2 separate regions of the Homo sapiens genome follow, and region 2 is linked to region 1. A link is a loop called in an ENCODE intact Hi-C map of the cell type or tissue named here. Cell type or tissue: CD14-positive monocyte. All regions are shown on one strand. Each heading gives the region's core, and the rest is flanking DNA. Links, peaks and the distances in the headings are about the cores only. Region 1 holds the start of LINC02205 (long intergenic non-protein coding RNA 2205). Region 2 has its middle 43 kb from the start of TLE3.

Region 1 (4,387 bases), core at 254-4,253:
TCAGGGCTGCTCTAGGTGTGGGTGCTCCTGGCTTGTCTGCCGGGTGGGGTGGGAGCTGTGCTGAGTCTCCACTGTAGAGGAAGGTAAAGCCTCACGTCCAGGAAGGCTCACTCACATGTACTTGGAGGATCCTCTGTCCAAAGCACAGCAACAAGAGACTGATTTGAAATGAGGATGTAGGGTTGGGGGTGCCCTATGAGGAAGCCCTGGGTAAGTCTTGTCAACCTGAGCTTCTTGGGATACCCCCATGGCCAACGGAACAACTTCTTAGAACTAGAAGTACAGACCAAATGAGCCAAAAGAGGAACTTGCAGATCACTTGGTCTGATGTCCTCATTTTATGGATGAGGAAACTGAGGTTTGAGGGAAGCTGTGACTCATCTAAAGTGACAAAACCAATGAGAGGTGGAGGCGAGCAATCTCCTGATTCCTTGCCACACCTGCAGGCCACTCAAGGCCTTCCTTGTAGTGATAAAATCTTTTTTCATCTTATTATCAGCTAAGTCCATCCTTCTGTTGGACTTCCTACACCAGCTCCTCCTGGGCCAAACCAGACAGTCCCTTTCACTGCCCAAGTTGTTCATTCCTCTATCTGGGTGTTTGCCCACATTGTCACTCTGCCTGGACCTGCAGTAGCTGCTCATTTGTCACAGTGGCTTGTCTGCTGAACTCCTCCTTATCCTTTACAACTGGGATCAAAGATCTCTTCCAGGAAGCAGCCCCCTCTACTGTCCCCACTGGAAATGGTCCCTTCCTCTTCTTTTCCTGAACCCATTGTTTGGGCTTCTCTGTAGGATGAGTTATCTACTTTCTTTTTATCACAACAGTTTACAACCTGTGCACATGTTCCTCAGGGCACTGGAAGAAGAGAGGGGTGGGTATTGGAACCTCTGGCTTGGATGTGAGAAATCTGAGACTCAAGAATGTTAGATGACTAATGAGTGGCGGAGCAGACTCAGACACCCAGGCCTCCTGACTCCCACGCCATTTGGACAGGAGCCAGAATGCATCTCTGGGAATGGTTCCCCCAAAGTTGTGCAGTGCGCAGCCTATGAGGCTGTATTTGGCGGTCGCACCTCTGTGCCTGGTACAGTGCCCTAAATAAGGCAGATGCTCAGTAAGTGTGGGTGGATTCAGTGGAACCACAGTGCAGAGGCAGCTCTCTTTTCTCTTCTTCCTTCCCTGTTTCCTTCTCAAATCTGTTTTTTTCTCCCCTCTTTAACTCCCTGCATTTTCCACTGAATTTTTCATTGGGAAGAAGCACATTTAGAGATGTGAAGCACACACTTTGCTGGGCTTCAGCTTTGATGAATCTTTGATGCTGACACTGGGGAGGCAGATGCTGCAGCAGATTGGGGGTGGGGAGGGAGGGGTTGGGGAGGGGCCTCTAAGGGCATGATTTCCCCCTCCCCTGCCCCTTCCAGAGGGAGCTCAAAGCTGCCACTTGCCTTGCCCAACTGTGCTCTACAGCATGAATTGTGTGTGAGTGCTGGGGCATGAGGTGGGTGAGAGAGTGCATGCTGGAAGTGGGAGGGGCCAGATGAGGGGGAGGGCAGTTGCAAGTCACCAGTACCTCTGACATCACCCACATTAACCTTAGCTCCCTCCACTTCCCCTCACTTCTCCATGAATGTGGAGGTCATATCAATTTCTAGCTGTGTGACGTGGTGAGGCACTTAATCTTTTTGAGTCTTAGTTCCTCAATAGTCCATTGGAGATGCTAATACCTTCCTCCTAAGGCCACTGTGAGTAAACAAGACACCCTATTTGCTGTGCCTGACTCATACTACATGGTAAATATTTATTTATTCATTCCATTCACTTGTCCCTCTGTTGAAATTCACTTTTAAGAGCCTGGTGAGGCAAGGTTTGTTCAACATGAGTGGTTATCTGTGAGGCCCTGGGTGAGCCCTGCCTTGGAGAGCTGTTACTCATCTTTTCCTTTTCTTTTCTTTTCTTCTTTTTTTTTTTTTTTTTTTTTTTGAGACAGGGTCTCATCTTGACACCTAGGCTGGAGTGCAGTGGCACAATCACAGCTCACTGCAACCTCAACCTCCTAGGCTCAGTAGACCCTCCCACCTCAGCCTCCTGAGTTGCTGGGACTACAGGTGCGTGCCACCACACCCTGCTAATTTTTTGTGTGTGCCTGTATTTTTTGTAGAGGTGGGGTTTCTCCTTGTTGCCCAGGCTGGTCTTGAACTCCTGGGCTCAAGTGATTCACCCACCTTGGCCTCCCAAAGTGTTGGGATTGCAGGCATGAGCTACGGCGCCCAGCCTGATACTCATCTTTGCACAGTCTACACAACAGTAGTGGATAATGGACAGATGGAGACCCATCCTGGCATGGAGGTTCTGAGCTTCAGTTCTCACCTGACCTGGTGGTTGGACATGTGGCTCCAGTAACCCCTTCTGGGGGAGAGACTCTGCTTGAGTCACACTGGGTGCCCCTCAGTGCCGAGCACAGGTATCTGGCCCAGAGCACTGCTGGGCAACAGACCAAGGAGGATGGTGCTGGAGGACATTTGGGTGTGGTGAGAGGCTATCCCTTCCCCCTGATTTGCCGCTCTATACCGCCTCTGTCAGGGTTGTAGGACCCTTACCAGGCAGGGAGAGATGGTGATTGTTTTGTGGTCATTCCCCTGTAATTTGCTTCATATCATCTTTGCATGATTTGTAACTGCCCATCAGGTTCATCTTGCCTGCTGTCTAGACAGAGCCAATTTATCAAGATAGGGGAGTTGCAATAGAGAAAGAGTTCAATTCATGTAGAGCCGGCTGTACGGGAGACTGGAGTTTTATTATTACTTAAATCAGTCTCCCTGAGAATTCAGGGATCGGTGTTTTTAAGAATAATTTAGTGGGTAGGAGGACAGTGAGTCAGGAGTGCTGATTGGTTGGCTTGGGGATGAAATCATAAGGAGTCAAAGCTGTCCTCTTATGCTGAGGCGGTTCCTGGGTGGGGGCCACAGAAGTGGTTGGCAGGTCCAGCTGGGGCCATCAGGTTGCCAGACATGCAAAAAACTGAAAAGTTATCTCAAAAGGCCAATGTTAGGTTCTACAACAGTGATGTTATCTTCAAGAGTAATTGGAGAAGTTGTAAATCTTATGACCTCCAGAACAATAGCTGATAATAATTAGAATTCAAGCCCCTCTTATCCTAACTTGGTGGCCTTTTATTTGTTTTACAAGAACACGTTAGCTTTTGGGAAGAGCTGTTATTTAAACTATAAATGTCTCCCAGAGTTAGCTTGGCCCAAGCCCAAGAATGAGCAAAGAGAGCCAACTTGTGAGGCTTGAGACAAGATGGAGTCAGCCCTGTCAGGTTTCTCTCACTGTCATAATTTCCTTAGTTATGATTTTTGCAAAGGCGGTTTCAGATTTGCCTTTTACTAAAACACACAGGCTTGCACTTCATCTTGAGTGAGTGTGTGTGCATCTCTGGCTGGTCCTCCAGAGCTGGGTCCAGCAGGCCAATCCCTGTGCCCCTCTGGAGTTTCTCCAAGGCCACCCTGGGCATTTCCAGTAGGATATTGTTGCTCCACATCAGGGCTCCTGCCAGCAGCGTAGCTGTGCTCCACACAGAAGTCCCTCAGCTGGTGACCACAGAATAATGAATGCCAATCTGGATGTTAGTTTGCACACATTTGCATACCCCAGGGGTCTGCCTGGCCTGTGAGGTCTTTCTGACTCTGAGCAGCTATGATGCTGTGATTAACCTCACAAATGCATAATGGATCTTGAGGTCCTTTCCCGGCAGAGATGTTGGGGAACTAATGCAACCCCCTGCCTTTTCTCTTAAGCTGCCTTCAGGGCTGATATCATGGGTTGGTCAACTGCCTGAGATTTCTTCCTCTATCTGGGGTTAGCAAGACACCTAAAAGGTAATCCTCCCCACCTCTCCCCACCCGCATAGTGCTATTAGTCAGCTACACCTGAGTGTGAATTACTTTAGTCAGATTTCTTTCCCATTAATATCCTCAAGGGAAGGGGATTTAATAGAAGTAGAGTGAGTGCCTAAATTACTCACGGAGCCCTGGGCAGGTTCTGCCTTTCAGCATGACTCATCTTTGTGTGGTCTGCACAAACAGCCAAGTATAAAGGATAAGAAGGGAGCTGCCCCTGGCACCAGAAGCCCTTGTCTGGGCAGATGGAAGTGTTATGGGGAGGGAAGGCCCCAGAAGAATTGGGGAGAGGGGTATCCCTCATGGACTTTGCTCTCACATGGGGTGTAGTTGGCCATTCAATCACCTCTGGTCTGCTGCCCACTGCCTGTCTTGCTGTCTGGATGTCTAAGACAACCCTAAGACGCCTGGATGTCAGAGCCTGTGGTGCAAACATTTGGCTGCCAGCAAGGGTCACTGTTCTGGTTTTCAAGGCCAAATCAGAG
Region 2 (4,387 bases), core at 237-4,236, 370 kb after region 1:
CTTGGAGCCCTGCCCGCCATCGCTTTCCCTGATACATGGTATCTCTAACAGGCTAAAGCACTCAGCGATGCCATTGCTTGAGAGTCGGCTTGCTCAAGCACTCACAAGTTACACTCTGTGGCTAATCAAATGTCAAAACAATCTCCCCCGCGATTTGGAGGAGCTTGGTGACAGGAAGACATTGGCCACTGAGCCATCAGAACAGGCCACGTTTGCTTGGTGGCAGGCAGTGAGACCGGTTTCTGCCGCGTTACATTCCGGGTGGCCGCTTTCCCTGAGAAGCAGCTGCTCTGCAGTTAGTGGGGTTTGGGGTTTGGAATTTGTTTCTTCTTTTCTTTTGAAGGCAGAGAGATACTCCATGCCAAGGGTCAGCAGGGTGGGGGGTGGCGGCGGGGAGGTGGTTGAATTTTTTTCTATGACAAAATGTTGTCAGGTCTCTGAATCATAGCAGCCACAGCGGTGGTTAAAGAGAAGAGATCGCATCTAGGAGCTGGTCTCAGTTCTGCCACAGAGAACACTGGACGAGTCACAGCCACTCTGAACTTCTGTTTCCTCTTCTGGAATATGAGGAAATTGGGTTAAATGGTCCCTGTGGTTCAAGAACCAGAAGATGATTCAACTTGACACCATACCTTACAATTTAAACACTTCTGTGCTTGTTATTTCATTTGATGTTCACAGTAAGCCCATAAGTGAACAGGAGAGGGATTATTATCTCTATTTTATAGCAGTGAAATGACTTGTGGTGGTTATACATCCTGCCCATGACAGAGCTTAGCCTGGGTCATGGGCTGGTGTCCTTCTCCTAGCCCAGGCTTGTCTCAACTCCTCATGCTCACAGGGTAGATTCCTTGAGCCGAACCACCTCCACCTTCAGCGCCACGCGGGAGCTTTTGTTCAAGCCAGAATTCAGGGATCATCCTGTCCACTTCATTTTCTGCTGAAAAAATTGAGCTCCATAGAGGGAAGCAAAAGGGCCTCCCCCGGCTCACACCGCAAAGCGTCCCATTCTCCTGATGTGGAACCACTCCACTCTTCTCGTGGGTCCCATGGGAGTGAAAATGCCTGCATCTTGGGCCTGGGCTAAGGATGGATCTGTCAAAAACAGTGACACTGATAAGTTTTGGGTGCATTTGAGACACCACCACTGTGTCATCATTACCCACACTGCTGTCATGAGGTCTTGAGAAATTGTCACCGGGGTCCTCTTGGGGTCTGATGTGCTAAGAGAGGTCAGGACAGGCTAATCTGTGTCTGCTCCATGCCCCCTCCACATCTACCTGAGCCTTTGAGAGTGCCTAGCTCATTCTCCCTGCTCCTTAAAATCCTCCAAGTTCCACAGCCCCACCTAGACCTCAGAGTGAGTGGTTCACTTTGCGGCACTCAGGCCCACTCAGTGACCACAACAAACACAGCTTGCAGGGTCTGGCTGGCCACAGGTGCTGTCCCTTCTGCCCACCTGGCAAATGCTATCTCTTCTCTCCAGATTTAGCTTGCTGGCCCCCTCTTCCATAGGGCCCCTGAAGAGGCAAGTGCTTCCTTTTCCCACTCCCACGACTGTGCAGAAAGCCTCTGACAAAGCACTTTCACTTTCACATGGTGGCCACTGGTCTCCGAGGCTGTTCTCCTTTTAACTGGCAGCTCAGTGAAGACAGGGGTTGTACTTTGTTTCTCTCAGTATCTTCAGCGCCTAGACCCTGATGGGGCTCAGTGACCTTAGAGGGAGAGGGGATGAGCTTTACATGCTGATCAGGAGCACAGGCCTTGGCAGCAGGCTGGCCTGCACTGAAATCCAGTTCTGCCATTAACCTACATGTCATCCAAACCTCTCTGAGCCTCAGTTTTCAAATCTACAAAATGGGAAGATTGGTACTGCCGGCCTCATCAGGATGAATGGGAAAAACCATGGAAAGAGCTTAGCATATCACAGGCAGTAACCGGGAACTATTGTCATTATCATTGGGGAATTCCCCAAAAGGTTCCTCTGTGAGCTCACAAGAAAGCCCCTGGGTCTCCACGCCGTCTGCAGGAAGCACCCCGGGGATTGGCAGCCCTTCCCTGCCCTGCCTTCTTCTCCAGCTGCAGTCGGAAAACCCCTTTCTCAGGATGCCCCAGACAGGGCCAAGCTGCTTTCCTTCCCCTTGTTGACACAGGGAAGACCTGGCTGCCTGGAGCCTTGACTGGGCCTCCCACTCTTTGAAGTGCAAACACCGAGCTGTGTATTTTGGGCCCCTCTGAAGGGCCGTTTCTGGTGAAATACCAGGTTTTGAAATACTTCACTCCTTGTTTGCATTCGGAAGCCCATACATGCTCAGGTCTCTCAAGGCCTGTATTCAGAGAGGCTGGAGGTAATGTGGGCGAAAGAATCAGACTCTAGTGGGGGAACACAGTGGCCCTCTGCTCTTGGGCTGGGCCTACAGGAGCCACTGGAGGTGGAAGAGGGAGCTCCCTCTCACAGAGTCCACCTCTGGCTGGGAAGAGCAGACGAAGGCATGCAGAGGTATGTCCAGGTGAGCCCAGGGCACAGAGAGCTGGGACCAAAGGCTGGTGTGAAGAGTCATCTCCTGAAGACCTAGCTACAGAAATACTGGAACTCAGTGCTTCTTCCAGCCCCTCCTCTGCTCTGGCACCCACCCCCACCTCTCCACCCAGGGAGTATGTAAACTTCTCGTCCTGCCAAGAGCTGGGCAGGGAGGAATGACATTTATTTGAGCCTCACTGATCTCATAGGAGCTGTCTTAGCCCAACAGCAGAGGTAGAGGAAGTCAGAAGGGGAGGCAGGGTTGACTTGATAGAGATCTCCGTGGGTTTCTAGGAGGGTTTGGTCTGGTCTCTAGGAGGATGAGCCTCCACGTCCTGGGTGATCATTTGGGCCAGGTATTTTACACACCCTCTTTACTTTAAGCCTCATGAGGTGGGTGGTCCCATCCCCATTTCACAGATGAAGAAATCGATGCTATAATGGAACAGACTGGACTCCTTACCCAAAGGCCAGGACTGTGGTAGAAGCTCTTTGAGGAAAGGGTCCTGGTAAGGCTTGTCTTTCCCTCTCAGAGCTTGGTCCACTGACCTTCCTTGTCTACAAAAGCTCTTAAGAAGTGTTTGCTGAAAGGAAGCAGGGCAGGGCTTACAGAGGAGGGAGCATGGGGGAAGCTGACACAAAAGCATCAAGGTGAGGATGTTCGGGACCAGTTCAGAGGCTCCTGAGAAGCCGCATTTGGCCAGAGAGGGAAGAGATGGGGGAGGTAAGGACAGAGCAGCAGCAGGAGCTGACTTTAGAGGGGACTGCATCCTCCTTATACATCATGGGGTGACCAACCAGGGGCGATCTCCAAAATAGACAGCCAGCAAATAATGATGAAGCTCCGTCAGCGTGCCCGGTGCCTCAGGATCCCTCAAGGAGCATACAAAAGGCTGAGAAGTGAGCTGATTTATTTACACAGCCATCTCGTGGGTCCTATGCAGTGAAGACAAATTGCCAAAGATGATGCACTAGGCTCACATGCATTTCTCACAGAAAGGGCCATCTTTCAGGCCTTTACTTGGAGCCTATTTACTCTTAGTTTGCACATAGTCCCAGCAAGATGAGTGACCCAGATTCCCAGTGCCAGGCAGATTCAAATCAGAGGTAGAGGAGCAGCAGGCGGAGGTGGGGTTGACTTAGAGAGTTCCTCATGGGTTTGGAGGAGGATTTGATCTGGGAGGACAAGCCACCACCTCCAGGGTGATCACTTGGGCTAGGTGTTTTACATGCCCTGTTTAAGCCTTGCGCAGTGGGTGGTGCCATCCCCATTTCACAGATGAAGAAATTGATGCTAGAACAGGCTGGGCAGATGCCAGAATGGCATGGCAGGGTTAGAGAAAGGTATGTAGGCAACAAGGGGAAGGTGCTGCTGGAAGCCAACTGTGAAGAAGGGAACAGGAAAACCAAAGCAAGTTGGAGAAGAATGCTCCAAACAGAGAGCCAGCTAGGGCTGTCCTACCTAGGAGGACATTGGGATGAAACGGGCTGGACACCGTGACTCTGCTGCTGTCTAGCTAAGTGAAGTGGGCAAGTTCCTGCCACTCTGAAGCTCAGCTTTCCCATCTGAAAAGCAGGGTTAAAACCACCAGATAGTGGCAGGAATTGAAGATGAGGCAGGTGGGCCACCAGCCGAGGATCTGACTCAGGAGCAGTCACTTGCACGATGGTTGCTGAGACGATGTTACTTTTTATTACTGGGGGAAACTCAATGCACCCTAGAGCAGCAGTTCTCAGATATGTCTACATATTGGAATCATCTGGGAAGCTTTCATAAATACCTATACCTGGTTCTGCCTTCTGGAGATTCTAAACGAAATGACCTAAGGTTGGCAGGGGCATCCGGACTTTTTTTTTAAAGTTCTT

The links. Hi-C counts contacts between places; a loop is a spot of excess contacts. Peaks named below come from ENCODE experiments on the same cell type or tissue, not always from the same donor. Only the 100,000 strongest peaks of a DNase experiment are listed, where the experiment ranks them.
Region 2: it touches region 1 in a loop (4-fold over the local background); 2 of 110 quality-filtered maps call a loop at or near these places.

What each region holds. Positions count from the first base shown.
Region 1 is chr15:70,505,403-70,509,789 of GRCh38, reverse strand. It overlaps LINC02205 (long intergenic non-protein coding RNA 2205), which reads left to right and starts at 3,862. Exons shown (of 2, transcript NR_146562.1): 1 at 3,862-3,881. RefSeq lists an enhancer at 3,924-3,973. In CD14-positive monocyte, for the core only: no CTCF peak of the experiment used is centred there; DNase peaks (open chromatin) are centred at 299, 959, 1,759 and 4,059; H3K27ac peaks cover 2,897 bases.
Region 2 is chr15:70,138,492-70,142,878 of GRCh38, reverse strand. No RefSeq gene overlaps it. Among named protein-coding and RNA genes, the nearest start is that of TLE3, 43 kb to the right of the region's middle. RefSeq lists enhancers at 1,707-1,806, 1,574-2,077, 2,582-3,087. In CD14-positive monocyte, for the core only: no CTCF peak of the experiment used is centred there; DNase peaks (open chromatin) are centred at 518, 1,168, 1,588 and 2,058; H3K4me3 peaks cover 1,782 bases; H3K27ac peaks cover 2,570 bases.